Linked DNA regions of Homo sapiens: region 1 is linked to region 2. A link is an interaction called in ENCODE POLR2A ChIA-PET data of the cell type or tissue named here. Cell type or tissue: OCI-LY7. All regions are shown on one strand.

Region 1 (2,500 bases), 86 kb after region 2:
CATCTCCAACACAGGATGGCTGACAGCACTGGAGATGTTCACACCAGATACTGACCGGGGCAGTGACTCTCAAAGTGGAGAGAGAAGAGATGATGGGTAGGGAGAAGTGCACCAAATGAAAAAAAAAAAAAAAAAAGAACTACTTCATCCAAAAATTCTTGACTCTGATATGTTAAATTCAATTGCAAATGACATTAACCATCCACAACACTTTTATGTGTATTAAAGGAAAATATGGATCTCTAAGGATTGTGAAACATTTGTTTAAAGGAAACAGTCACCCTCCTCAAGTGTCTAAACAGCTATTCAGTGGAAGAATCTATTTTCAGCATCCATTATGCTAATTAACAAGGCATGTTATTTTCACCAGTGGATATCCAATTTCTAACATTTATTATGCTAATTTGATCTGATATAAAACTATAAAAATAGCAGAGACACTGGTAGTAGCTGTCTCTGGAGGGCAGCCCTTCTGATTAAAGGCCAGATGTCTAGCCCTGGATGCCCCCACTTAGAGAATGGCTTAAATAAGCACCTAATCCACCTGATGTTTTATGAAGCCTTTTGAATTAGAATAGACTACTGGGAGATGGTATTTTTTGATGTCATTGTTCACAAAAGGGAAGCAACTGAAAGCGCCGACTTTTAGAAAGAACAGAAACATCAGTGCTTATTTTAAACCTAATGGGAGCTTAGGAACATGGTCCAGTCAGAGGAGGAGCGCTCCCCTGTGGTGCCTGAAGCACTCGACTGTCCACAGCTGCCGACACTCACCTGGGAACTACTGTTCTGATGATCCCAGCAGCAACGCACAATTCAGTGCGCCAGCACCAAAGGAGGAAGGAAGACAGAGGTTTGTTTGGGTTGGTTTTTTTGAGGGGGGGTGGGGGGATGTTTATTTTACTTTAATCTTGAATTAGGCATCCAACTTCTCCTAATTTTTATTCTCTTAATTTTTTCTCTGATACCTCCCCCACCCAGTCTACTGCAAAGGCTCTTGCTATAAGAAGTAATGAAAATAGGCCAGGCGCAGGGTCTCATGCCTGTAATCCCAGCACTTTGGGAGGCTGAGACAGCGGAGTTGCTTGAGCACAGGAGTTCAAGACCAACCTGGGTGACGTGGTGACACCCTGTCTCTACCAAAAATACAAAAAATTAGCTGGGTGTGGTGGTGTGTACCTGTGGTCCCAGCTACTCGAGAGGCTGAGGTGGGAGGATCACTTGAGCCCCAGGGGGCGGAGCTTGCAGTGAGCCAAGATTGTGCCACTATACTCCAGTCTGGGCAACAGAGCAAGACCCTGTCTCAAAAAAAAAAAAAGTAAATGAAAATGTTTTGTAAACTACAAAGTATTATCAAATAGAAATAGTATTCCTTGGAATTTGTACATTATTAGTAGCAACAGTGATCTTTAAAATGAGTCATTTCTGCTAGTGTTTAATAAATTAATTCCTTAGAGATAAGCCTCCCTGCAGGGGCTACTTCATTACCAATAAATGTTTACTAAATGCCCACCATATGCACCAAATGGTAGACGATTGGAATACAAAAGCAGAAGGGAGCAGGATTCTCGTCCTCAACAGGCAAGGATCTGCTATAGACTCACACCATCCTTCAAGTCTGGCCACCCTCCCCATGACACTCCCTTCTATGTTGCCTCTGGGTTATCTTGTCTCTAATTAAACACTTTGGCAAAGTGGGATCTCGTTACCTGGGGAAGCAGCCCTTTTCCCCTGAATCAGTTCCTTTCCTTCAGTTAGCTGAGGTACTTACTGGGAAAGAAAACTCCATACATATGAAGGGGAGTCCTGTGGCAGCGTGCACCTGAGCCATCACACACACAAGAGGGCAGAGCCATGAACGGGGGATGAAGGACTGTCCCCGAGCACACGCTACCACACGTCCTGAACGTACGGCTGGTTACAGCTAGTTAATATTTTGGAAATGCTATTTTATTGGCTAGGAAGCCTTTTCCAAATGAAAATCTCTTTACTGATAGATTAGTGAAGGTAGTATAGAGGAGTTTTATTTTGTTTTTGTTTTTTTAATCAGCAGAAAAGTCTTTCCCGTCCTCTGGGCAGACAGATAGCAGAGAATTACGCGCTTAGGTTTCACAGCCAGGCTGCTTCCGTTCAATTCTCAGCACTGCCACAACCAGCTAAGTGTACCTGGGCAAACTACAGAAGCCCTATAAACCTCAGTTTCCTTATCTATAAAATGGGACTAATTATAGTACCTACTTAATAGGGGTGTTCTGAGAACTGAATGAGATGATACTGTAATCCTTCAACTGAGGTCCCCAGACAAATGCTCAGGAGTTCATGAGAAATTTTTACTTTTGTTATTTCATGGAGAATCTTTTTTAAAATTTGACATAAGCATCCTCTGAATCAGATGGCTAGGTGCTATGTCACCAAGTATTGCTGTAAGATTTCAGTGACTATGTTTGTATTTTTCTGGTCTAATGAAAAAAGGGGTCAGGCGCGGTGGCTCATGCCTGTA
Region 2 (2,500 bases):
TCTTTATGAGCCCTGAAAATTTCAGCCCAGTAAGTTAAACTAGACTCATCACCATTCCACAGAGAACTTGTTCTTCCCCCAATCTTCTCATTTAAGTTCATACATCCTGCAAAACCACTTAAAATGCCTCCTCCATCAGGCTGTCCTCCTTGATTCCTCCAGCTGAAGGTCATCTCCTCTTCCTCTGAACATCTATAGAAACTTATCACTCTGGTGCTTCCCTCCCTACTTTATTTTGTGCTCCTGGAAGCAGGTGGCATTTAATTCATTTAATAAACCTGACAGTGCAGAGCACAACTGACCTACTGAATCAATGAGGCAAGGTGACAGGGTGGGCAGTTTACAGAGCTTTAGGATATGTTAAAGATCAAAGATGTTATAGAATAAGGAGTGTTTAAAGATCTATTTAAAAATATAAGAACTCTTACAACAATTAAAAAGATAACAAAAAATAGAAAAGGATCTAAATAGGCATTTCCGAAGAGAAGATATGAAAATAGCCAATAAGCACATGGAAAGATGTTGTATTAGTCTGTTCTCACGTTGCTGATAAAGACATACCCGAGACTGGGTAATTTATAAAGAGAAAGAGGCTTGATGGATTCATAGTTCCACATGCCTGGGGAGGCCTCACAATCACGGAGGAAGCCGAAAGGCATGTCTTACATGATGACAGACGAGAGAATGAGAATGAGAGAAAGGGGTGTTCCCTTATAAAACCATCAGATCTTGTGAGACTTACTACCACGGGTACAGTATGGGGGGAAACCGCCCCCACGATTCAGTTATCTCCCACCAGGTCCCTCCCACAACACGTGGGAATTATGGGAGCTACAATTCAAGATGAGATTGGGTGGGGACACTGCCAAACCATATCAGATGTCCAACATCGTCAGCCATCAAGGAAATGCGAATCAATACCACAAAGAGATACCACTAACACCTGTTAGGATGGCTATGATCAAAAGACAATACAAAAGTGTTAGCAAGGATGTGGAGAAGCTGGAACACGTGTACGCTGCTGGTAGAATTGTAAAGTGGCATTGAGAGGTGAGGCCAGCTGGACTTGTAGGTTGGGTGAGGACTTAGAGAACTTTTCTGTCTTACAAGAGGATTGTAAAATGCACCATCAGCACCCTGTAGCTAGGATTGTAAAATGCACCCAATCAGTGCTCTGTGGCTAGCTAGAAGTTTGTAAAATGTGCCAATCAACACTCTGTAAAAACACATCAATCAGCTCTCTGTGGGTAGCTAAAGGTTTGTAAAATGGACCAATCAGCACTCTGTAAAATGGACCAATGAGCAGGACATAGGCAGGGACAAATAAGGGAATAAAAGCTGGCCACTCCAGCCAGCAGCAGCAACCCACTCAAGTCCCCTTCCACGCTGTGGAAGCTTTGTTCCTTTGCTCTTCACAATAAATCTTGCTGCTGCTCACTCTTTGTGTCCGTGCCACCTTTAAGAGCTGTAACACTCACCGCGAAGGTCCCCAGCTTCATTCTTGAAGTCAGCGAGACCAAGAACCCACCAGAAGGAACCAACTCCGGACACAGCATGGCCATGGTGGAAAACAGTCTGACAGCTCCTCAACTGATGAAACACAGAGTTACCACATAACCTAGCAATTCTAGTCCTGGGTACATAACCAAGAGAAATGAAAACAATGTCCACACAAAAGCTTGTACATGCATGTTCATAGCAGCATTATTAAAATAGCTAAATAGTGGAAACAACCAAAATGTCCATCAACTAACAGATGTAAAAAATGAAATATCCATGATGTAATATTATGCAGCTATAAAAAGGAGTAAGATACTGATTCATGCCATGACACAGATGAACCTACAAAACAGTATGCTGAGTGAAGGAAAGCAGACACAAAAGGCCACCTACTGTCTGATTCCACTTCTATGAAATGTCAGAAGAGGGAGGCTCACAGGCAGAAAGCAGGTGAGTCGGTGCTGGGGGCTGGGAGAAGGGGGAATGGGAGGTGACAGTTCACGGGTGGCAGGTTTCTTTGGGGGAATGACAAAAACCTTCTAAAATTGATTGTGATAAAAGTTGCATAACTCTAAATATGCTAAAAACCACTGAAGTGTATTGTAGACTTTAAATGGGTGAATTGTATAGTATGTGAATTATGTCTCAGTAGAAATGTTACCTCTTCCTCCTCCAAAATAAGAATATATTTATAAGCAGTATAAGGCTCCAATATCATTAGATTCTTTTTTCTCTCAGGCTTTTCACACTAAACTATTAAACAATTAAGAACAGGCATTTGTGAATTTCCCCAGAAATAAAAACAAACCTTTTGTTATTACAGTTACATCTCCCTAGAATATTAAAGTCAGATAATTTTTAAAACATTATTTATTAAGCTAAAAAAAGTCAAATCAGTGAAACACTTGAGGTGACTTAGGCTCTTGGATTCATCAGATCCTATAAAGCTGCAGCTCAGCTTTTAATCAGTGTGTCGAGTGCCTGTGACACACTGAAGGCT

Evidence for each region. ChIA-PET counts read pairs that join two places held together with the same protein. Peaks named below come from ENCODE experiments on the same cell type or tissue, not always from the same donor. Only the 100,000 strongest peaks of a DNase experiment are listed, where the experiment ranks them.
Region 1: POLR2A ChIA-PET joins it to region 2 with 5 read pairs; 4 of 35 experiments call an interaction of 5 or more read pairs at or near these places.

Annotation. Positions count from the first base shown.
Region 1 is chr3:11,691,866-11,694,365 of GRCh38, forward strand. It overlaps a transcript of VGLL4 not described here. Among named protein-coding and RNA genes, the nearest start is that of VGLL4, 49 kb to the left of the region's middle. In OCI-LY7, no CTCF peak of the experiment used is centred here; no DNase peak of the experiment used is centred here.
Region 2 is chr3:11,605,451-11,607,950 of GRCh38, forward strand. All of the region lies in intron 1 of VGLL4 (vestigial like family member 4), which reads right to left. Among named protein-coding and RNA genes, the nearest start is that of VGLL4, 37 kb to the right of the region's middle. In OCI-LY7, a CTCF peak has its summit at 1,890; no DNase peak of the experiment used is centred here; H3K27ac peaks cover 1,743 bases.